Regions from separate parts of the Mus musculus genome. Here all the other regions are linked to region 1. A link is a loop called in an ENCODE intact Hi-C map of the cell type or tissue named here. Cell type or tissue: gastrocnemius. All regions are shown on one strand.

What was found. Hi-C counts contacts between places; a loop is a spot of excess contacts. Peaks named below come from ENCODE experiments on the same cell type or tissue, not always from the same donor. Only the 100,000 strongest peaks of a DNase experiment are listed, where the experiment ranks them.
Region 2: a loop joins it to region 1, with 2.0 times the contacts of the local background. A loop is called at or near these places in 10 of 42 quality-filtered maps.
Region 3: a loop joins it to region 1, with 4 times the contacts of the local background. A loop is called at or near these places in 7 of 42 quality-filtered maps.
Region 4: a loop joins it to region 1, with 2.7 times the contacts of the local background. A loop is called at or near these places in 10 of 42 quality-filtered maps.
Region 5: a loop joins it to region 1, with 11 times the contacts of the local background. A loop is called at or near these places in 27 of 42 quality-filtered maps.

Annotation. Positions count from the first base shown.
Region 1 is chr2:61,452,357-61,457,356 of GRCm38, reverse strand. Gm33753 (a long non-coding RNA gene) reads right to left here and starts at 4,415. Exons shown (of 4, transcript XR_374566.2): 1 at 4,210-4,415; 2 at 3,978-4,080; 3 at 3,582-3,651; 4 at 3,265-3,510. In gastrocnemius, CTCF peaks have their summits at 1,239 (motif pointing right) and 2,704 (motif pointing right); DNase peaks (open chromatin) are centred at 1,258, 2,711 and 3,476; H3K4me3 peaks cover 890 bases; H3K27ac peaks cover 1,759 bases.
Region 2 is chr2:60,612,592-60,617,591 of GRCm38, reverse strand. It overlaps Itgb6 (integrin beta 6), which reads left to right. Exons shown (of 15, transcript NM_021359.3): 12 at 853-947. Among named protein-coding and RNA genes, the nearest start is that of Itgb6, 59 kb to the left of the region's middle. In gastrocnemius, no CTCF peak of the experiment used is centred here; no DNase peak of the experiment used is centred here.
Region 3 is chr2:61,399,649-61,404,648 of GRCm38, reverse strand. No RefSeq gene overlaps it. Among named protein-coding and RNA genes, the nearest start is that of Gm39834, 32 kb to the right of the region's middle. In gastrocnemius, a CTCF peak has its summit at 2,145 (motif pointing right); DNase peaks (open chromatin) are centred at 2,184, 2,447 and 2,874; H3K4me3 peaks cover 1,863 bases; H3K27ac peaks cover 2,979 bases.
Region 4 is chr2:60,605,133-60,610,132 of GRCm38, reverse strand. Itgb6 (integrin beta 6) reads left to right here. Exons shown (of 15, transcript NM_021359.3): 14 at 4,827-4,993. Among named protein-coding and RNA genes, the nearest start is that of Pla2r1, 54 kb to the right of the region's middle. In gastrocnemius, a CTCF peak has its summit at 1,956 (motif pointing left); no DNase peak of the experiment used is centred here.
Region 5 is chr2:60,718,665-60,723,664 of GRCm38, reverse strand. It overlaps a transcript of Itgb6 not described here. Among named protein-coding and RNA genes, the nearest start is that of Gm33436, 29 kb to the right of the region's middle. In gastrocnemius, CTCF peaks have their summits at 989 and 2,549 (motif pointing left); DNase peaks (open chromatin) are centred at 935, 2,553 and 3,232; H3K4me3 peaks cover 3,289 bases; H3K27ac peaks cover 5,000 bases.

The DNA.
Region 1 (5,000 bases):
TTTACCAACAGTCTAGATCTGAAAACAAACCCTCTACCTTCTATCACAGTCCACAGTCCACTTCAGCAAAAATTTTATCTTTTGAATTCACAAAGAACAGCTCTAATGCTTCTTTGTTTGTTTGTTTGTTTGTTTGGTTGGTTGGTTTTTCGAGACAGGGTTTCTCTGTGTAGCCCTGGCTGTCCTGGAACTCACTCTGCAGACCAGGCTGGCCTTGAACTCAGAAATCTGCCTGCCTCTGCCTCCCAAGTGCTGAGATTAAAGGCGTGTACCACCACCGCCTGGCAGCTCTAATGCTTTTTAAACAATAATTGTTTAAAACTCTTGTCATATAAGTGCCACCTGCTGATTGTGTCACTCAGTATTCTTATTTACCTTTCCCCACCAGTCAGTCAAACATCCTGGACACCTCAGTTCACAAAACAACAAAGCAAAAGGAGGAGAGACAGACTTGGGCTGAAGTTTTTGCAGGCACTTACAAACTTCTTCTTTAACCAAGTTTTCACCCACTTCAATCTTGTCATCTATAAAACGGGGATAATTTTTCTTTCCTCCTAATTTGCCTCTGAGGCTAGGGACTTAATGAGAAAAAAAACCGTCTTAAGGAACAAACTCAAGGCTGGATGTGGTTTACAAGTGTGGATTAGAGACAGGATTCCCTAACTTTATATTCCTAGGTCATTAGCTATTATGGAGGCAAAGATAGGTTAGGAAGCGATCAGAGACACATGACATCCCATAATACCCAGATGAGGAATGGGAAAGTACTTATGCCCGTTGGTCTCAGCAAGGCACACGGGCAAGCCCAACACCAGGGCAGGAAAGGGTGTTATTTCATCAAAAAAAAAAAAAAAAAAAAAAAAAAGTCAGTATCACTGAGTCATCATTTATCTATCCTCATACACTGCTTCTTATAGGCATCCTAAAAATAGAAAAATATTAATATCCCCTTGCGGTGAGTTATTAAAAAAAGAAGAAGAAGGCAGATTATGTATTCTAGAAAGGTCTTCACATCCCGGAAGCAAGGATTCTTAGTAGTGGCTATTCATTCTGAGTGTCAGCAATGGACTAAAACCCAAGGCAAATCAAATCCAAAATAAAACAATTTCCCCCAGTTTAATGACTGAAGGAGAAAAGTATTGCCAATATTTGCCCAGGCACAAAATTGCCAGCCCCTGAATGAACTTGGTGGGTAGTCACGGAGTATCTTTCCTGAGCACCGCAGGATAGTCAGTGCACCGGCAGGGGGCGCTTGCTGGCTTGTTGCTTCTAACCTGTTCTCAGCAGTGCTTCTCTGAAGGCCCCTCCTCCTCCGGATCTATCAATGCCTCTGTGTAAGTAGAGAAATTTCACCTTCATAACTTATTCATGGTTAGAAAGAAAGAACAACCTTGGGGAGACTCTCTGGGGAGAGGCCTGGCCTGTCTTCCACTCTCTAGGGATAGCCCTCATTCAGTCTTGTCTGGGATCGATGGAGCAGGTTCCTTTAATTTAGAACACTCGAACCGAGGCAAGATGCTGACCTTTCTGTGTGCATCTTAAAGTGGGAGCAACACAGAGTCCTCAGGAATTGCAAGGGCAAGATATGGAACGACGTTGATGGGAAAGAGCTTTGGTTTGAGCCTGATGGCTAGTAACAGGCAGTGGGTTGGAGGGATGATGATGAGGGTGAGCCAGATCGCATTATTTCTGAAGTAAGTGTCCCAATGTCTGACAGTAACTGTTGTTTCATAGAACAACAACAACAAAAGCCCTCAGCTATCTATAAAGTGGATAATACTTAATAAAATACATAAGTAGTTGAAACTAAGAGAAACATTCTTCTAGAGAAGTTCAGAAGCCACAATACAGTCATGAAACAAAATGAAGAACACTCTTTGATTCTAATCTTGGATGGCATCTATACCAATGAAATACCAGAAAATGAGAACACGGGTCCAACGCCCAGCTGATGCAGCACTTGTCAGTCATCCATCTCATCCCCTGATGTTCAGAGTGAACGTTCAGACAATCATTCAGACTGAGGATGCCTTCGGCTGAAGTGTTCCTGGAAAGGAGTGTCATGGACACACTCATCAAAGATGGATAAATTTGCTACTGCTATCAAGTTGCTGAATATTAACTTATAATTTATGGGCTGTATTAATTATGGGAAATTTCACATCTGCAACAATACAACCCATAAGCAACATTTAGCTTAACATTTAAGAGTCTCGTCTAAAACAAATAATTCTATAGTAGTAGCAATAATGTCTAGACTTGGGACTTTCCACGTAAGGAGCATGCAAAATGCCTCTACAAAATTTAACCCCCTATAAAGACAAATCTTTAGCTTCTGTAGAAAGTAGAGGCTAGGGAGCCTGAAGCACATAGCATGCTTGCGTTGTGCAGATACATCGAATCACACAATAGGCAGGTGTAATAAGCAGAAACAGATGCGGCTCCCTAGTGCAGCCCTTAGCAGCTTTCACTCCCAGAGGTATTTTTATTGGCATACAAAAGAATGAGCGTTGAGGGTATGTTTTTAAGACAATTTTGAATTATCAAGGAAAAATTTCACAGAACGCCCAGAAAACAGGTCGAAGATCGAATTACACGAGGGTCCACCACCCTCCTCTGAAGGACATTTCTTCTTTGTTGAGAAGGCTCTGCAGAGCTCTTTGCGGGGAATTTGCAGGTTGACTGCGGAGCTGAAAAGTTTCACTAGGGGGCAGCCTATCACCGAACTGTGAGCTGATTCTGCATCTGATTTCAATAAGAAACTGGCCCAGGGACTCGCACATTCTCGGCACAGCTTCTAAAGGAAAATTGATGCGTCTATAAAATGCCGAATCAGCATAGTCACAGGAGGTGAGCAAAGGAAGGGAAAAGTCTTGCATAACATTAAGAGCCCCGCAGAAATCAGTGGTTAGGCATACAAATGCGGTGTGCTTTGAGCACACAAATCTCATGATGTGGATGTGCCTGTATGTAGACCAGGGGACATTAAAAAGAGCCGTAGTTTTGCTTTTAACACATGCACACGCAGTTAAAGGCACACGATCCAATTCAACATTTTGTAATTTGGAAGGAACCAAAGGGAAGAGGAACTGATTAACTCTTCAGACCCCAGGTTTAAGCTGCGCCGAAAGCCATGGTCAGGTGGTTCTCCACTGCTGGGTGACTTCTGTTTGACCCTATACATCCTTTCGAATGCTTTTCCTCTTTGCCACTCTTTCTCATGCATTTTATATTCCTCAAGTGTTCTCACCTAACAAAACCAACAGTCTCAGCCCCGATGAGAGTCATGACTATTTTTGTAACCGGGCTCAGAATGGTCTCAGAACACTGCGCCGAGGCAATATTAGTAATGTGATATCTGGAAGCCGTGTGAGCAGCCGGGCTGTCTGCTCTCATTGTGTCCGTGATTGTAAAAGGCAGCTGTGAGCTCTGGCATCCCTGAGTGACTGGTGTGACCTTGTGTGGTCTGGGAACCAGCTGAGGGTGGCCTGGCATGCTGTCACCGGAGACCTGCAGGCAACACAAGGTGGTAATGGAGGACTGTGTAGAAACTTAGGAGCTGTGCCCAGAATCCTGCTTACCTTGTGCATGGAGCTTTAAAATGACAAAGGAAGTTACTAGATTAGACATGGCGTCCACACAAGCTCAGGCCTGAAAAAAAAAAAAAAAAAAAAAAACACTTATCCAGCAAGGTCAAAACTAGAACTGAGACAGTAGAGAGTATTTTTGGATTCTAGTTCCACCTCTTGCTACGAGAATGGGCAAGTTATTTGCCCCTTTTTTTGTTTTAGGCTCCTCTTCAATAAAAGGATGCTTAGAATAGCTCCTGCGTGCAGGGCTACTATTGTTATTTCTTGTGATAGAGATGAGAGAAGTGGACTTATGGGAAGGCTGTTTCTTCATTTGTAACATGGAGATAATAGAATCTGCTCTCTAGACTTGTTGGAAGAGTTGCTGAGCTCTTGTGAAGTGCTTACAGTGGTATCTGATAACTATTGATTGCCCGATAACTAGTATATCTGATGCTCCTCAAAGCTGAAGTGGGGATGGTGCTGTCCATTCCAGAGGGTTCCAGGGCTCCTGGAAGGAATGAATAGGTTCAATGTATTGCATTCATCCAGGGTGTTCAGCCAACGATGCCGATTCATTTTAGTACTTGGCATGAGAATTCTCTTGCTTATTTTACCTGGTATCTATGTATGTACTCACCCTAGAAAGACACCTGAGTTCTGAAGTGGAAACCTAGAGAACTCAGTCAGTCCTCAGCAGCAGATCCCCTCTCCTGTGTTCTGGAGCCTCTGGTAACCTAAGAAAAAGTGTGTGCCCATCCGCCATTTTTCACACACAATCTGGAGCCTTTCCATGTGTCGTGACGCCCACTAGGGTTTCCTGGAAACCTGTAAGGGCTGGGAAAAGAAGCCCTGCAATGTAAAGAAGAATATCTTAATCCAGATTTGGGCATCACAAATGGGGATAAGAAGATGTTTCTGAAATTGGCACAATATCTATGGTTCCCAGACTTGTGGCAGGAGTCCCATCACCTGGAATAGCCCATAAAACCAAGCTTCTCAGGCAATCCCAGCAGCTGTCGTAAGATTGTCAGTTCTAAAGTTTCAGTATATGCCCTGCCCCAAATTTTGCATGCTGGGAAGAGTTCCCAGTGTATTAGTGTTGAGTAATGGTACCTTTAAAAGATGAAGGCTCTGCCCTCATGGGGATTAATGCTGATTTTGGAGCAGGTTCATGTTATAAAAAGAAATTCAGCTCTCTCTCACTCTTTCCCCCTTACCTCCTCCTGCTTCTTTACCTCCCTCCCCACCCCTTACCTCCTCTCACCTCCCACCCTGGGCAAGGGTGTATCTCATGGTCTCTCATATTAGACTTTTCAGCTTCTGGAATTGAGTGAAGAAATCACCTTTGTCTAACCTTTCTGTTCTCTCTAGGCCCTTGCCTGATTGACTGGTGCCTGTAATCATGGTCACTTCATTGGGTCCCTGTAT
Region 2 (5,000 bases), 840 kb after region 1:
AATTACAGTTGTGATGAAGCAGCAAGATAATTTTGTGGTTGGGGGTCACCACAGCAAAGAAGTACAGCTTCAGCTGAGATCCCACGGGCATGAGGCTCTCGGGCCCTTTTGAAGGCTGTCCATTCTCAAGGCATGAAATGTTTGCAGATTTGTCTTACTCTAAACTGAATCTAGTTGTAAATCTATTTGTAGCACAAGATTCATTCAAGGCCTCCATTTTACTTTGGTCTACAGACATCTTTAAAGTAGTATAATTTCCTTGTATCCTTGGAAATACACTTTTCTATAAAAGCAGCAATCTTTTATTTAGAAGCCTGAATTAATGAAGATCCAGGCTATAATCCTAAACTTTAAGAACCCACCATCAAGGCTTATACTTATTCAAAAGAGTAGCAGAAAATTGAATTTTAGAATCATCACATTTGACATATATTAAGAACACTCACTGTTTGTAGAATCCCTGCTGAGACATGGATCATTTGTGTTAAGAAATTCATAACTTTGTCTAGACTCTAATCATATTTATGGATATAAACACTCCCTTATGTTGAAAACGTGAAATGAAAATATAGCTAAATCAAATAGTGAAGTGTTTGTTTCTTTTTTTAACCAATCAGAAGCAATCACTACAGAAAAAATGATGATAGATAGAGGCTGTTATCAGGCTGACTTGGGGACACTGATTATGGAGTAGAGATCAGAACAATTTAGCATCCTTTCAGATGCCACTCAACTCTCTTTCTGAAAGTACCAAGAGGTCAATGTCACCAGTGAGACTGCTTAGGGGGCATGCTAGCTGCTTGCCGGTTCACCATCACCATGAGCTTATGAACTCTTTTGTCCTGTCCACAGGAGTTGCATCGAGTGCTACCTGTCTGCAGATGGCCAGGCCCAAGAAGAGTGTGCTGACAAGTGTAAAGCCATTGGTGCCACCATCAGTGAGGAAGGTGCTTCTTCTCTTAAATCACATAGTTCTTGAGAGGCAGAAGCCACGTGAGTCAGGGGACTCTCGGTAACCTGACTTCACTTGTACCAAGAGCCAGCCACCCGAGTTCCCTGCCCCCACTTTGGGAATAAATGCATTTTCTAAAGTTGAGGAAATGATGAGCGGAGGAACAAGCAACTTAAAGTTGTGGCTAGTCAGTTGGTCTCCGGCTTTGTTAGCGAGTTCACCCCTGATTGACAAGGGTGACAGCAGAGAACTCTACAAGGCTCTATTTTCCAAACTAGTAAGAAGGAAATTGAAGAAATGGCTGTTAGCTTCCACTGACAGCCTGAAATTTTCCTTTATCTCAGGATTACCTTATTTTGAGATAAGATAAAGCCTGCAGTCTTGGTTGGCCTGACTGCCCTTCACAGATTCTGGAAGTATTCTGCTCAGTAGCTTTTACTTCTAGCCTCCCAGCCATGGGTACATCACCATCCCTCCATCCCAGCCTCACAGCATGGTATATCACCATCCCTCCATCCCAGCCTCCCAGACATGGTATATCACCATCCCTCCATCCCAGCCTCCCAGACATGGTATATCACCATCCCCCCATCCCAGCTTCACAGCCATGGTATATCACCATCCCTCCATCCCAGCCTCCTAACATGCTATATCACCATCCCTTCATCCCAGCCTCACAGCATGGTATATCACCATCCCTCCATCCCAGCCTCCCAGACATGGTATATCACCATCCTTCCATTCCAGCCTCCCAGACATGGTATATCACCATCCCTCCATCCCAGCCTCCTAACATGCTATATCACCATCCCTTCATCCCAGCCTCACAGCATGGTATATCACCATCCTTCCATCCCAGCCTCCCAGACATGGTATATCACCATCCCTCCATCCCAGCCTACTAACATGCTATATCACCATCCCTCCATCCCACCCTCCCAGACATGGTATATCACCATCCCTCCATTCCAGCCTCCCAGCCTTGGTACATCACATTCCTCCATCCCAGCCTGCCAGCCATGGTACATTACCATCCCTCCATCCCTCTGAACTCATCTCCAGATCCAAGAAATCCCTCTCCTAACTGATAATCACATTGAGTTTCCATTTTCATCTGTCATGTCTAATTATTTAAAATGAGAATCTAGTGGCAAAGACTCATCACAAATATTAAACACAACTGCATATAATCTGGACAGGAAAGGATAATATATGGCCTGTAGGACACATGTATTGAATGGATGGAGTTAGATTACAGAAATTAATGTATTTTCAAAACAGAATATAGAAAGACATTTATATGTTTTTTAAATACTCTGTTTCAAAATTGTTGTGATGGTACAATTGAATTCCTTGGTGTGGCAGGACAGGATGAGGGCTCATAAAACCCTTCATCTGTGCTTTGCTGGTGACCGCAGATAAATATGCCAAATAGCGGCAAGTGGCATGAGATGTCATGTGCTTTGTCTGACACCAAAGGTGAGCCCCGATGAAGCACTGAAAGAGCACAGAATTTGTGGTGTGACCACATCAGTAACTAGTCCGCATCTCACTGGATCTTCCAGGCTCCTCAAACAGCAGTGGGGATATTTACCGGCTGTCTCTGTGAAATGAGCAGAAATTGCAGAAAATGCCTGCAAATGACTAAACTCAGTTCTCCAGCCATGTGGGAGATGCAGTGGGCTGGGGAGGCTGTGATGAAGCATGTCAGTCGCAGAGGTGTGAGTGGGGCGGTTGCTGTGTCCAGGTTCACAGTTTTCAGAGAAGATCGTCAAAAATGCTTGTGCTTGGGGGGAAGAAGAGCTTCCAGGACATTTAGAATATTTAGGTTCTTTTGTGTTGGACCAAAGTATCTCTAGGAGGAAGGATACAAGCCTGGCGTGGTTGTGCACGCCTTTAATCCCAGCACTTGGGAGGCAGAGGCAGGCGGATTTCTAAGTTTGAGGCCAGCCTGGTCTACAGAGTGAGTTCCAGGACAGCCAAAGCTATACAGAGAAACCCTGTCTCGAAAAACAAAACAAAACAAAACAAAAAACAAACAAAAAAAAACAAAACAAACAAACAAAAAACAAAACAAAACAAGAGGAAGGATACAGACTACTGTTTCTAACTTGGAAAATGAAAATAACCAGTGGACCCTTAACCCTCTCCTAAACACTAACATGGACGAACCTGAGTGAAAAGTGGATTTGTCTGACTGTGAGTTTAAAAGACACCTTTCTAACAGCCTCTAATGTCACTGTCACACCACTCTGAAAAGATAACATCACACTTGCTCAGCTAAAGGTCTTTTAGCACCTGCTTTTCTCTGCTAAGGACATGGAGTAAGACAGACATACTATGTAACTCACAAACTCACCCATCTGGCATGGGCAATGGGGGTAGGGTGGAGGGATGGGGTGGGGGGGGATGTGGTGGACCCACCTGACTTTATTCATTCTGGTTTACTCAAAGAGTTGTGTTTCTTAATTTACCCCACCATTCCAGACACTCAGATCATTGTTGCTCAATGTTGGTTCCACCAAACACTATCTTGGAGAAGTTCCATGAACTGAAGCATCCACAGCCGTATATATATACACACTCTGGAAATGGGAAACTAAGGAGCCCGGGGCTTTGCAAGTCCTCAGGATTGCTATGTAACATTAAATTAAGCGTGAGTGTGAGTCACCAGGAGAGGCACTAAAGAGAAAAAGAGATTCCCAAATTTATCTCACCAAGGAAGCCCCACCCCCAACACTCATCTCCACCCTCTCCTTTGGGAAACTCTTTACCCCCCAGGACTTTAAGCTGATCACAGAGCTTAAAACTCAGGGCTGTGCATCAACAGTGCAGACATTCATGTTTTCTACATTTTCCCTGAACCTTCTCAGACCCGCAGCTCCGCCCCCACCCCTCTGTCCCGCACTCCATCGTATTTATATGTCTTCCTTACTAAGCATGATTTCCCTGGCTACCTGAGATCTTAGTTTCCCTGTATTATTCAGTGGCAGTAATTCAAGTCTCACAGAGGAGGGGTGGGGGGGAATCAAGCAAGAAAGGGCCATTTTCTACGAACAACAAAAGAAAACCTTAGCAGCTAATTATGCAAATCTTTCATTGCACATCCGATAATACTATTTCAACACCCAAACACTACAAAACAGGGCACAGCTAGACTGCACCAGTCAAGAAAAGAAGAGGTGCAGTAATTAAAGCACAAGGGGGGAGTGGTGGCTCAAAGGTCAGGTCCGTAGTTCCATTAAAACTTAAATAATCTGGCCAAGGAAAGTAGGCCCCTATGCTTCGGTGTGACTATGTGAAAGAAAAGAAAGAGGCAGGATTACTATTACTGAAATGAGCGTGATAAGCCATGCACATACTTTCAACCTGAGAGTCTGATGCCCCATTAAGGGAGTTCAAGAGAGCAGTGCAAAACTCTCACAGCTGTGGCCCACACTGAAGAAAGAGATGCAAAATGCAAACGCACACTCCCCAAGAGTCCGTGAATCTTAGTTACTGGAGTGGAAGTGGGGCAGTGGTGAAGGTCATATAAAAAAGACCAAACTACGGCTTCAATAAGGGTGCCTGCCATTTACCATCAAACACATGGAATAACCCCGGCCGTGCTCGTCTGGTTGCCAAGAGCTTCCCAGATCTTCCCATCCAAGGCATCCAATTAGAATGCTTATTAAATCATTGCTTAATGCCCAAGTTCTGTGCTTATCACAGACTCTCCCATTAAAACACCTCAGATAGGCTCCCAGAATTGGTATTTTCGAATCTCCCAGGTGAGTCAGATGGCCATATGCATATGGAAATGACCAAAGGAGGGTAATTTGCATTATATTTCCCAATATTCATGTGTACATAAATAGATGCCTCTAATGAGTTCAAAACTAGTTAGTTCACGTAAAATCTATTGTACAAAATCTCATTTAGAATGCTGAATTTATTATTTACTGGTTCCTACTGTCGTGAATGATAGAAGGCATATTAGTCACGGGTCCTATCGGTTTTTTTCTTTTAAAAATTAAATGCAAAAACGATAAACAATGACAACTTAATA
Region 3 (5,000 bases), 53 kb after region 1:
TAAGCACATAAGTCTATGCAGATTTGAATGGTGTACATTTAGATGTGACGTAGTCACCTCGCTATTTCTTTGCCACGTGTCACATCTTCTCTCACCTCTGCTTTGTCTTGTCAAGAGATGTGCAGGTGAGTGATCTTGTTTCTCCTCATTCGTATCACCACTTGATATTGTCAATAGTTCTAAACTTAGTTCTTGTGATAGGTGCCTCGTGATGGGTTCAGTATGAATTTCATAGCGGCCAATGATGCTGAACTTATCCGTTACCATTTGTATTTCCCATTTGCAAAAGCATCTACTCTAAGTCTTTGCCCCCTTTAAAATGGAAATATTTTGTGTAAAAAAATCACATGTATTTATGGATTATGTGTTTGTGGGTTGGTGGGTGCGCATGCCACAGTGGGTGAGTGAGGCACTCTAAGGACGGTTTGCAGGAATTAATTCTCAAGGATCAATTTGCATCCTGAGGACTGAACTCTGGTTGTCTGTCAGTTAGGCTGGTGACAAGTACCCCTGCCCACAGACTGTCTCACTGGTCTAGGCTGGTTTCATACTATTGGGGTTTGAAAATTCTTCATGTTTTCTGGATATGAGCCTGATATGCATTTTATAGATATTTTCCCCCAAGACGTTCTATTCTGATTCCAGTGCCTTTCCTAAAGTGACATTTTAAAATCCCCCGCAGTCTTGGGATTGATGTTGACTATGCAGATGCTGTCTGATGCTCCATCTCAGACTCTTGATCATCTCATCCCCATAATATATAATATAATGTATGGGCTGTGGCTGTGGTTTGGGGTCCCTTCCAGATTAATTCTCTAGCAGATTAAAAGAAAACAGACAACCTAAGTGATTTACTTTTAAAACCCATGCAAGAGGGATGGCTCAGCAGGGTGTTCTGACCTTGCTGAGGAGAGGACCTGAGTTCAGTTCATAGCACCCACTATGACAGCTCATGACTACTATATATAACTCCACCTCGTGTGTACTCTTCTGGTCCTTGCACACTCTACTCACGCGAAATACCTTCCCATAGAAAAATACTTAAAAAAAAAAGGTCTTTAAAAAAATCAGTGCAACGTGTGATATATTTATTAGGTATTTTTATCCACAAGTAGTTCTGAGTCGGGCTTAGGAAGGCAGACTCTGCCTCTTATCAGCTAGCTTTGCATCACCTATTATGGGATGCTAGAGCACCACCACTGGAAGGCTCTTAGAGGCCAGGTGGTAAACGCAGGCCATGGATCAGCAGCATCAGCATTACCTAGGAGTCTGTAAGAATTTCAAAGCCTGGACCTTACCTTACCCCAGGTTAGAATTTGCATCTTAATGAGATCCCCAGGTGCACATTAAAGTTTCTGAAACACAGCTGTTCAGTTGGTCTGGTTTTCCTTCAGATTTTCAAACAAAAGAAACCGCAGTCCAGAGAGAGCAAGGACAAGAGCCGGGAAGAGAATCTGACCTTTTTATTTTATGGCTTGTGTGTAGGACCATGCACCACCCACCTCCAGCATCCCGATGACAGCCGCAGCCCAGACTACCCCCATCTCAGCTCTGTGAGAGCTTCGGCATTCTTCATCAGGAAGAGAATAGTCTTTCTGAGTCTTCCTCCAGAAACTCCTCCCTCCCTTCTTATTCCCAGTATCCTCTAAGGATACTCAGCTTTCAAAATGCAGACTTCCAAATTTTCGTAATAAAATGAACTAAAAACTCTTTGGGGAGGAAAGTGATTTTCCCGTTGCATTTGTTTACTCTCGGTGAGCTCCTGAGACGGCTAACACACTAGTTGTTAATCACACCATCTGTTCAAACGGCACTGTGGAACCATTACATTCATCCTTTCTTCTTTTTACGGAAAAAAAAATTTCAGAACACTATGTTTGCGTCTGTTTTGCTCCATCACCTGGCAGTGTAGTGTAAGCTAGTTAATCTTTCCAGTTGAAAATAACTTTCAATTGGCAAATACGTATTTTTAATGTTCATATATCACATACACAGACTCCTCCCCCCCCCAAAATGTGTCCTTTGACATTCCAAACATGGAAAACGCTAAAAGAAAAAGAAAATCTGTTACAGACTGTATGCTTGTCAAAGTTTTAAGCATTTGATTATATTTAAATGAAGCATTCAGGACGATGATTTGTCTGACTGACCCGGAAAATATTTTCCCCGTTGGCCCTGAAGATGGCAGTGCTGTGCAGTTTAGAACAGCTCTTCGTTTCCCCCCCCCCCCCCCACCCCCCCGCCTCACCTCCCCCCCTAAGGAATTTCTGGAATGGCAGAAAGTGGGGGAGGATCCACCAGATCTGAACCTTCTAACACTTAGCACAAACCTCTCCTGAACCCTGGGACAATCTGGTTTGTCTTTCAGTCTCTTTGTTTTTGTTTAAGACTGTACCTTATTCGTTTCCTGTTTCCAGTCGCAATAGAAATGGGACTAGTTGAACGATTATTCCCATGTCGCGGGTAGCCAAGGAAGCGACTATAGCTTACCGAGAAGCTGGTTTGCAACAGCCTGCCTTTTTTTTTTTTTTTTCTTTAATTCTAACAAAGGCTTTACCCAAGATAAACTGAATACTAGAGGTTTTGAGAGCCCACTGGGACCACATCTCTGGCAGCCTCCCTCCGTCTCCTAACTCGGGACGCCTGTTGTATCACATTCTTTACATTTTATTAGCAGGGACTAGAAGAGTCGGTTTGGGGCAGCATATACCAAAGGCGGTCTCTTGACCCTGTCATTGTGAGGTGTTGGCGGGGAGAGAGAGGGAAGAGGCGTGTATATGCCTAACTTTGGGGACTCTTAAAATAGGGTTGTTTAACTAGCCAGAAAAGACTTATTGAAAACAAGCACACGAGGGCTCTTATGTGACATTCTGTCACCAATAAACCAGTAGTGCTTATGTCCTCTGAGCCAACTTCCCCCACCCCCACCGTGGCAAATGCCTCAGCAGTATCTAATTTAACCTTCACCACCACTGTCTGAGGCAGACACAACATCCCTTTGCTGGAGGTTTTTGCCTTTATACGTGGAAACTAAGGTCATGAGACTAGATAAAATTGTTGGGCTTTACATTTTGAACTCTAGAATATGCTGAAGCATTCATCGCCTTGAATTTTGGTTCAATGGAGAGATAACAAAATATTAAGCCCTTATCAATGAAGCATATTTGGTACCCACTTAATGATAAAGAAAAGGAGAGGCCAAGGCTCTAGTACGTCATTCTACCAAGGGCTACACAATTGCAGAGAAGCCAAGCCCCCAGGAAACATACCATTTGTTTTGAAAAAAAAAGGGGGGGGGTGGTTCTAGATAGAAGACTGTATGATGTTAGGCATCTTAATCTAGTGCAACATCTTTAAAGATGAGGGCAACTTAAGAATCGTTCCCTATCTTTTTTCAAAATTTCCACTTGGAGTTTTCAAAGTCAAAGTTTCCCCTCCCCCATCCATCTTGTACTACAAAACAACCATCTCTCTCCCCTTGTGGCGCCTCTCCTACCCCCCCTTCCCCACTTCTCTCCTCTCTCCTCCTCTTCTTCTTCTCTCTCTCCCCCCTTCTTTCCCCTTCCCTTCTCCCTCTCTCTGGCTAAGAGTGCAAAGCAGCTGGGGTGGAAGGTGAAAGATAAAAGCACAAGGATAATCTATCTGTTAGTATTTCAAAATTGTTACTGCGACCAGAAAGAAGGCAGTGTTTACCCTTCTCCCCCAAATGCCTTGGGCGGAGATCACGTCCTACAGAGATTAGACTAATTGGAGGCTGCTGAGGATAACTGGAGAAGCCCCAATCTAAGTCCTCTCAGTGGGAAATGGCTCCTTTGTTAAGGATCTAAGTTCACTTAAACTTCTTCTTAGAAGTTTGTTTTGAATAAAGATTAGATCAATCTGGGCATTTATGACCTCAAAATGAAATTTCTTCTTGGCAAGTATGCCATGGTTTACCAGATACTTGCTGGGAATGTCGTTTCTTTTCTTTTAAGTCCTTCCTTCAGAGTCTATCTTAAATCAACCTTGTATTTCCAGATCTCCTCTTGATCATTCCAGCCAGTGTTGCTCACCGCCCCTTCCCATTATCTACAGACCTTCCATTTTAGCAATTGGTTCACTTTCAGTTTAGAGACCTCTTTAATACTGCTAAGTTTTATTTCCTCTTCCAAGTCAATACAGTGTAGAGTTTGCGTTTGTTTTTTTAATTTTTTAATTTTTTTTTTATTTTTATCTTTGTGTCCTCTAAAACGTCATCTTGCAATGGATGAGCATCAGTTAATTTTGCGAGGAGACCGTTTCTTCTCTGGCACTCTATCACTATTGCATGCTTAACGCAATTATTTCTTCAAACAGTGCTGTACCACAGTTTTGTATTTGAGACCAAACCTCACACAATTACAGCGGAAAGTGTTAAATCTAGCCTCTTCACAAAGGAAAGGAACACCCGTATTAGACCTGTCCTGATGCTTCATGAGAGAAATGAAATATTGTCTTAGCCATGGCTTTGAAGGAAAGGTTGGGATACCTAGGCCTTTTTGGGGACCAGAGATTGAGAACTGTAGACACTAAATGTGTTAAAACAAAACAAACAACAGTATCTATTATATGGTGTTCTCTACTAAATGTTGTCTCTAAGTGTTGCCTAGAGATTCCCAAGGGGTTTCAACACAGCTCTATTAGAGAGCCTCTGAGTCTTTCTGGTGTGTGGGTCAGCAGGAGAATAGAGTTTCTTTTCTCTGTACTTTCTAAAGTGGCTACAGGATTTACAGTTTTTCTGCTAATCCTTTGTGTAAGACTCTATTTGAAATGAAGATTGTTTTGTTTTGTTGTTTTTCTTGCCAAGAGGCTATGGGGGCAGAGAGACACATGGTTCTGATATCTGTATTTTCAGTGGTCATTTCCCTTTATCAATTGTTTTGAAATTTGAAAATCTCTCACCTAAGCTGTTGGAAAAACATTTATCCACAAGGAAATGACTCCCAGAGATGTCCTCTGGGTGATGAGAAAAAAAAACAAAA
Region 4 (5,000 bases), 850 kb after region 1:
CCTGAGGCAGCAGGCCTACAGGCACTGAGTCTACATTCTGACAATCCAACTTAGCACAGATGTTCCTAGCTCTCCTTCAGAGCCACCGTGCTAACAACCCTGACTGAGTTCTTAGACACTCACAGGTGTCCTGAATTTTCTGTCTTTAGCAATGACCTATCCCTCCCTAAAATTTCCCTGAGAAACGACAGCTGCATCTTCAGGCTTCATCAGAATTGGGTTTGGAGCCTAAGGTCCAGCCCAGACAATAACACCACACACAGGGGATACAAAGAAGGGTTTTGGTGTTGGTACGTGGTTTTCAACATGCTAGTAAAATGTTAAATCCCGACTTTGAAACCAAAGCTATCAAATCGATATCACCCTAGAGGTTGAAAATCCAAATAATACCAAAATATCTGCAATGTGGGTTTAAACCTCATGTTCCAATCAAGAAAGTGATGAGAGAAAGCATCATATTACTGTGGTGAGGGCAAGACAGCTGGAGGTCAGGCACAACCCCGCAAATGTGGGGGTGACTGTAAACATGGTTTTGCTACTTGTGACGGGAGGGGGGGGAAGGGGGGCAGGGAGCTCCTGTTGGCAGGCACATAAAAACTCCATGTACTCATTTCTGAGCTGTGCAAACACAAAAGGCATCTTGCAGTCATCAGTTAAGAGGGTGAGCCATGCTCTGTGAGACCAGATTACTTCCTAAGACAAAAAAAACAAAAACCAAAACCTGCCTCCTTGTTATCAGCTTTGTAAAGTCAGCTTCTCCAGCTGCACCCCAACTCTGTGTTTGTAATTGCTGTAGTGACTTTAGCACCATATCCTGAAATCAAGGCCATCCCTTAAAATATTGATTCTATTGGAAAACTCCATCCCAGACAACAAAGCCACTTTCCGCAGAAGGCCTTGCTTTCAGTGTGCAGGCTTTTGTGTTTGACTGGTTTGATTTTTTTTTTCCTTTCCAGTCTCCCCTCACGCCTACCCTCCACACTCATGGAACATGCCTTCAGTTGAGAAATGCTGTATTGTTACTGAACTGTTGTCTGTTCTTTTATTCTTGGACACAGTGTGAGTGACACACCACGAGCCATGCTTTGGATCCCTCACAGATGTGTGATATCTGTGTATGTAGTATAGTGTCTTCTTTATCCCTATTCTTTTGTAGTAAGGGAAAGAGAAGGAAAAGCTATCTCCCTGAGAATTCACTTTCTGATCTACTTACTGACAGGCCCAAGGATACCTCAGATCTCCATTCCCAGCCAGGCCTGGTGCTTCCAGAACCCCCAAGGCCATAGCCTACCCCTAAGAGACTGTAGTTCCTTCCTCCTGCAACACTGAGATCCATGCCTCTGAAGGTAGATGCTGGGAGAAGCAAGAAAGTCAGGAAAAGGAGGGAGAAGTTACTGATTGACAGTGTCCTCTAAGCAAAGTGAAAAGGGAGCTAACTGGTCCAGGGTGCTCACTGTTGCTGAAGACGCAGGCATGGCAGGGCATCACTCATTTTCCTTCTTCTATCTGCATAGAATGTTAGAGCCTACGAGCCATGTTAGACAAAAAAAAAAAAAAAGAAAAAAAAAAGAAAAGAAAAAAGGCAGCCGAGCCTTCTTTGCTGAAAGAATCGAGTCAGTTACTCATCACTTGATTTAGTACAAGTTGAGTTTGCATGATCCAAGCCCTTGCCTTCGGGGAGACAGAAAAGGGAGAAGAATGCATTTGTTGTTACAGTCCCTTTGTGTACGGGGCCCTTACTAGTCCACATGTCTAGCCAACATATCAGTCGTCATGTTTTCTAAGTGCCGATGTCAGGCAGTATTCTCAACATCTCCACAGAGTGGGCACCAGTATTATTTTTGTTCTACAGGTGAGAAAATCGAGGCATGGAGGCAAACACATTGTTAGGTGTCACAGTGATTGAACCTAGATCTGCTTGCTTGAGCCCAGCCTCTTAACCACTGTACTACACTGCCTCCCACTGGCTACACAACTGTAATATATATCTGAATCTAAAAGATGCCAGCATTCGTCAATAGGGACTGTTAGGCAAACCTTATATTAAAATGTATTATTTTCTAGAAACCTCATTAAAAAGTTAAAAGAGGTGGAGTTCAGTTTCTTCACCACAGTATCCAGACTATTCTCATTTCAACATGAAATCAACACAAATATCAAGGTGTTCTACATTTTTCGTGCTTAGTCTGTGAGCTAGTTCTCTAGCATCTGTAGTACATCTGGATTTAGATGTCACATTTCCAGTGCACAATAGTCACAATATGATACAGCTAACAGCTTGGACAGAGCTAAGAACGGGATATTCAAACCCTCAGCATTAGGTATACCAGTGGCCCTACCTGACAGGTGACATTACATGTAGTAGTAGAGCTAACCCCCTCCTCCCACCTAGGTCGCTATCTTCAGTGACCAAAGGAATAAGGAGAGCCTGAAAAGTAAGGGCCTGTGCTCTGATACCTCCCTTGGAACTTGAGCTAAATCCTTTCTTGAGGAATTCACAGTATCCAATGAGCCTAAGATTTAAAATGATTCTCTCTCCTAAGCCGTACCTTTTCCTTGTTGATTTCCTACTTGAACACCCTCCTGATTCGCCTTCCAGGTGTAGATCGTAACAAGCTACATTCTGCCGTGACTAGGAAAATGGCTCTGTCCCTGCCCAGACATTTCTTGGCCACAGATCTAGCTGGATCAATGTGTTTTCTCAGGGACACAGCTTCCCTATTCATTTGCTTGGCACTATAGTAAGTAGGCCATTAGCAATTCTTATTTCTTCACAATGTCCTTATATGGTTTTCTACCCAGAAAAAGTGTCTGAGATGAGGCATCACACTGTTAGGGGGTCATTAGTCCCCTTAGATTCAGGTCTGAAACGCCAAACAATCCAGCCTCAATGTTCAACTCTTCCTTATTAACTATCTGAGAGCAACATTATTAAGAGGGTAGGCTAAGCCTGATTCCTTTCTTCCCCGGGTACTGCTGTGGTTTTTGCCTCACCTCTGATGGAGGATGCAGATATTTAATGATCATGTGATATGGAATTTCTTCCCGGGGAAGCAAAAGAAGGACTTAATTATGATGCTCCATTAAGAGAGTCATCATCTCGTAGACACACAGCAAGGATGATCAGTTGTCTTGCTGTCAACAAAGGAAGGCACTATCTAACTGCAAAACTATATTAATACTATCAATAGAGCCAATCTAGCCTAGCATGGAATATTCAAGTTGAGCATATCTAATTCCCTACACTTCCCTGATCATAAGAATGACTTAGATACTGTTAATAATGTATAACCTGTGGTATTACCCAAGACTTTCTGAAACAGAATATCCTGGGCCCGGGTGGGGGAGGTCTAGGAGGCTGTGGTTTTGATAAAAGACCACCTCAGCATGTTTCTGTCATCAGGGAAATTGAGGGAGCACTCTGTTTTATCTCGCAGATGAGGTCAAGGGGCTCAGTATAATCCACACAACGGCTGTACATCAGATGAGAACTGAACCAAATACAACATGGGAAATCAGAGCATGGCATAAAACACAACGCAATGATTGTCTTCTGTCTTTAAAGGAGGAAGGGGCAAGGAGCCTGTAGTGAAGAGCTTTGCTTTGTAGCCAAGGCTGGCATCAAACTCCTGTATCTGCCTCATGGATGCTGGGATTGCAGGCATGACCAACCAGGCTAGAGTAATAATTTTTAATATAATTCTGAGATTGTTCTCAATTAAAGGAGATTCTTGATAAAATAGTTATATGTACCAAAGTAGTTGCAATATACTCAGAAGAGATTATCTTGGGAATTAAAATGTAGTATTTTTATGGTCCTTTAAATATTTCATGTACATTAATTGCCACTTTGTTTTATTAAAGTTTTAAAGTCAGCCATCCAATCTATGGTCAACTCTCCATGTCTGCAGGAGATTTGGGTCTAGATCCTCCTGTGCCAAAGATACCAAAATCTGTCAATACCGAAGGCCCATATATGTGCCTAGAATTTACATCTTCATATACCTGAAATCATTTCCAGGCTACTTAAAAATTGTGATGTGAGGATTGAAATATAACTCTGTTGGTAGAGTGCTTGCCTAGCACATAAGAAGGCCTTGGTTCAATCCCAAGCACTGTGTACAACCAGGTACAGTAGAAAACACCTGCGATCCCAACACTGGGGAGGTAAAGGCAGGAGGTTCAGATGTTAAAGGCCATCTTTAGCTGTAGGGTTTGAGGCCAGCTTGCCATGCAAGAGACATTATTTTGAGAGAGAGAGAGAGAGAGAGAGAGAGAGAGAGAGAGAGAGAGAGAGAACAGAAGGACAGAGAGAATAGAAACCAAATACAATATAACTGTTGTCTCAATATTTATTATACTTACCATTTAGAAAGTAACAACAAAAGGAAAGAAAGACAGGGCATATTATATTTAATAAAGGCACATTTATATTTTCAATCCACAGTTTATTGAATCTCTGTATACAAAACCAAGGATATACAAGGCTGGTTATAAATTCATTTTTGAATCGGTTTGAATCATTTGTTTTACTGAGAATAAATACAAACCTATCTTTAAAGAAGTAACTTAATTTTAGGGAACAAAAATCCACAAGACAGGAAGATATCAGCATTTCCCTCCTGTAGAAAATATGTGAATAGAAAATCTAATGAGAAAGGTCTTACCGTCCCATGAGATGGGCATGGGGCTTAGCAGGAGAAGAGTTGTCCAATGTCCTATGCTCTGACTTCAACCCCTGCATCTCGGTGAGGGGTGGAAAAGCCTTCTTACAGTGAAATATTCATTGTGGCAGCTTCTAAGGATTATTTTATCTGCTCCTACAGACTGCCCCAAACCTCCAAACATTCCCATGATCATGTTGGGGGTGTCACTGGCGATCCTGCTCATCGGAGTTGTGCTACTGTGCATTTGGAAGCTGCTGGTATCATTTCATGACCGGAAGGAAGTTGCTAAATTTGAAGCAGAACGCTCTAAGGCCAAGTGGCAAACGGTATGTG
Region 5 (5,000 bases), 730 kb after region 1:
ACAGCCAGTGGAGTCTGGATTCAAACCTGGGTCTCTCAGCTTTCTCTGTTCTTGCTCCAACATTCCTCAAACCCTACAGCAGTTGCAAGCTGCTAAACCGTATCAGTATGCCCACTGCGTGTTCAAGCAGCAATGTAGCATGACTCAAAGGGCTTTGGAGCCAGAAATTTTAAATCCTGAATCTCAGGGGCTGTGTAGCTCTGGACAGCTCAACTGACTTCTCTGAACAGCAGGTTCATCTATAAAGCAAGGACTATATGCTCTACCCCATGGCTTTAGGATGGAAATAAATGGGCCAGTGCATACCAAGTGCTAGGTGAAGCTCTCGGCATGCCGCAGGAGCTCAGAAATAGTGTTGATCACTAAAGTCACACCACCTTCTTAGAGACCTGAACTTTCAACTTTAGCCTAGAAAGAGTGGTCATAATAATTCACTCTTCTTGACAAACGCTGTTTGGACATTTCTGTTCTCAGCTGTGCCTGGCCAAAATAAACCTAATCCAATCTGGCCCAGTTACTGCTTGGCACCATTTTGAACACTAGTCTCATCAGTTGTTATTTTCAGTCTCTGGTTTTCCCAAACAGGCCATTTTTAGAGAGTAGTGAGTTTAAACCTAAGCTGCCAATAAAATAGATTTATCTTGAAAACAGCAGGGCCCTTCTGAAGGAATGTCAATATAAATACACACAGGGTCCAGGGATTCTCTGCAAGTATTGTCACTGGCCTGGGTATGTGCTCAACTATGAACTCTCGAAATTCTATTTTGGGGGGTTCGTGTCTATATATATTTTACCAACCCAGCCATCCACTAGGTTTGGATGTCCTTTCAGAGTGAACTTGATCCTGTTTCACTTTTGGTCTCCCTCCAGAGGAGCGAATGCGCTGGCATAGCTCTGCCATTTGTCAGCCAGAAGTCTGGCTCCACATTTGCTCGTCAATCTAAAGCTAACCTATTCTCATCCGCGCGCTTGCGCGCGCTTGGGGGTTTGTGTAAATCAGCCAGGCGCTCTGTCACTCAGCAGCAGTATCTTTGCCTAGCGGTGTACACCCACATGCCTTTATGAAATGCCTCATTATGCCGGTGGAAGAAATAGTCCCATGAATGTGCTTTTTCAGGGATGGTGACAACAGAATGTTTTAAGTCTATTCACTACCACAAGGATCAATGGCACTTCTGCCAAAGACTTTGCTCACGGGTACAGTAACGCATGTCAGCACTTTCTGAGATTAGAGGGTCTCCCGTGCGAGGTAAGTGGACCAAGTTTTCTGCATGGCTAACAAATGCAACCCCCAGTTTCAGAGCTGAGTGTTTCCTATCTGGCCACGGATCATTACAGACCAACTCTGCTTTGGGGATCCATAATGGCATTTCAACTTTCTCAGCACTTGGGAACCCACAAGTGTGACCCCCAGGTTTATAAAAGAGCCCCCCTTCTTAGTGCAGTGTGCTTTATTCTCTCTTCCTACACTCAGACCCACACGTGCTATAATCAGCTGCTTCAAGAAATGTGTAGTAGTCAAAGGACAGTAGTTCATATATTTATATTCTCTTGATGTTTGGTAATATGTTTGGTATCATGCTTTAATCGTGAATTAGGTGGTCTTTTTAAAAATATTTTAAGATACTTGCTTCCATTTGAAGTGACTGTGATTCTCTTTTAAATGGGTGGTGAGACTAGACTTCATTGGTTCTTTCTGGCATTCCCAAAAGGCACAAAATGACTGATCAACTGAGAATATATATATATACACATATATATACACACGAATATATATACACACACGTATATATATACACACACATGCATATATATGTGTATGTGTGTATGTTTATATGTAGGTATATATGTGTGTGTTTATATGCATGTATATATATATACATACATATATGTGTGTACATATGTATGTATGTATGTGTGTATATATGTATGTGTGTATATATATATATATATATATATATATATATATATATATATATGTTTGTATTGACATGCCAATGTGACCAGTTAACTTTAGTGTCTCCTGGTTATACAGTGGTATTTTAATGTCCAGATAATACAGGAAAATCATGGGGGAAGAGGAGATGGGAAGACTGTCACTCCTAGCTTCTACAGAGAGCATGTTTTATTTCTGTGAGTGGAAAGCCTAATGTCATTACCATTCACTGTGAGAACTCTAAGTAAGACCAATACTGCATTTTTAAAAAATTCAATATCTGTGAAAGGTTATTCATCTAAGAAATGTACCCCCTAAAATTAAGGACTCGCAGACATAACTATATTGTATTGGCCCTCAAAGTGTCTAAAATGGGCAGGATATAGATTCTGTTTAGAGAGCAATAGCTTTTTCCTCACTGTTGTGGATTTTGGACAGCTACAGCAGATCATAGGAATTTAATACTGAATTCCAACCATGAAGTCACTTGGTCACACTACAAGCATTAGCGTCTGCTTAAGTAAAATTGTGTGTGTCATAGTGAAATACAAATCCTAGCTTCCCAGAGCAGTTCCTTCCAGGGTAGCCTTTTCTCTCTGACTTCTGCCCTCTAGTGTTCGCAGCATGAAGTGCAGTCTCAAAAGTTTAAATTTGAAATATAATGATATTTTTGCGATGTCTCAGTATTTTCCCCAGACACCATACGTTAAAGCAAACTTACAGCTAGATGTGCTGACTGGGGCATCGTGTGATGTCAGGGATTTTTCATCTGAGGTTTCAAACCCATCTTCAGGCTCCTAAAGAGCCATTGACTTTGTGTCTAGTTCTTAAGGGTTAAACCCCTCTTCTGCTTTGAATCCTTGCATCTGAATTTGCTTCTACTGTGGTATGCAGAAAGGTAAATAATGCTAATAACTAAGGCATGCAATCAGGAATTACTATAACACGTTCCCCAAGAGGTGGGGGGGGGGGGCATACATTTTGATTACGTAAGAGGTTCAAGGTTTTTAAATTTGACTCTAGAAAAAAAGTGACTGATTTCTTAAAGTTCTTCCAGAAAGCTGGTGCATGTTGACAGTCACAGAACCTCTGAGTCAAACTCAGGGTCTCACTGTGCTTTGACTACACTATTTTTCTTTACTGAAAACAAATTAGGCTTCCAAAGCTGTCTGTAGCTATTACTGCTACCAGGAAAACCGGCCCCAGCTGCTTGTGAGTGCTAACAATAGACCAAGGTCATCCGGGGACCTACCCGGACTGCTCACATGGACAGTACCCACACCTAGCCACAGTGCCTAGTTAGCTCTGCCAAGCTGGCTAGACCAGCCAGGCCAGGCAAGACTGCTATTTTCAGTCGGAGTTCCTAAGAGAAAGCCCTTGACTGCCCTTCAGGCTGCTGGCATTTAATTTTCTACTCAGTCATTCTGAACTACTTTCTGTCCTACGCGCGACGACCTCTCTGGCTCACTTTGTCCTACCTTTTAGGGGACCCCTAAGGCAGGTTCACAGGTATGTCATACTGTGACATTAAAATGAATCTTTTGTGGAACAGGAAAAAAAAAAAAGCTCACCCACTCACGGTTCTGTGTCATCAAATTGCTTCACCGATTGCCTGCACAGGACACCTCAGGCTGTTTCAGACTCCCTTACCCTCTTGTCGTCCTAGCCTCCAGCCACAGCCAGGCCAGGTCTTATCCATGCAGATTGGCCAACATCTGCTGGAGTCTTCTCTTCTCCTCTCCCATGGTCATGTAACTACAGGTCATCTTTTCTCCATGCCTCCAACCTACCACCATCTTAGGAGCTGATCTGGAATTATAACCCTGGTCTACCGGTTTGGGCCTGTTTATCCCACTGACTTGGGGAGCTAAAAGACTAACTGGGAATGTCTTGGGGAGTAAGGAGTTAAGTCAAAAGGTGGAAGGAGCAAGGAAGGGGATGGTGTCTGCTGCCTTGTGAGTACAGCCCAATGCTGCAAGACTTGGAAACCAAGGGGATATTAACACAGAGACGGCATGCTACAGGTGGTAGTGTGTGTACACCTCTAATCCCAACTCTCAGAGGGCAGAGATAAGGAGATAGATCTCTGTGAGTTCAAGGGTAACCTGGTCTATAGAACAAGTTCCAAGACATCTAGGGTACACAAAGAAACCCTGTCTGGAAAAAGCAAACAACAACAACCACAAAACCAAAACAAAAAACAAAACAAACAAACAAAAACCAGAGACAGCCACCGCATACACCTCACACCTCACACATGCTACGCCTCCAGACTTGCTCATTTAATGACCGTACACTTGGATCATCTGTAAATTCCCAGTGTCCATGAAGGGTGAACCTGGAAAAGTCAGCTTCCAGCCCTGTAACTAGCACACATCCTCCCACTGTTCCCGCTGTGTGATCTAGCCCTTTTAACAGAGGCATGCAGAAAGGCTGACTGGGGGAAACTGGCAGTCTTCGCTGGCCCTCTATCCTTGCACAGGCTTACTGTGGTCAACCGTGTGGCTAGGTAGTCACTATGACCACAGCGCGGAACAGATGAATGGTGGAAGGCAAAATCTGGCCTCCAACTGGATTTCTCAGCAATTTGATTGTTAGGCATAGCATGTCCTATCTTGTTTTTTTTTTTCCTTTCATCCCTCATTTATTTGCTCAAAATTCTTGGCAATTTGGGTTAGGTGTAGTGGGTGTGGTTCCTTTGTAGGTCTCTTTTGGGCCCAGATGATCAGTGCAGGCTGAGACTCCTGTGAGCTCATGTCACGGAGAACAGGCAGTCTGTTGACATGTGTCCTCAGCTGTGTGGCCTCACAGGTAAGTTTAACCTTAGTTTCACCTTTGCCCCACCGTTGCCCCATGGATACACTGTAGCAGTAGCTGCAAGCCTCCGGTTTTATTTTTCAGATCCCTGCCAGTTTGTACCAGTCTGCTAGAATCCCTTTGTCACATGGTCCAAAGCAGAACTAAGGAGTAGAGATAGGAAGAGTCCAAAGAGGCTGCTGTGTACAAAGGCATGGGTTGGGGGCCATTTCTCAATCTACTGCAGAGACCATCTCAGGGCTGTCTT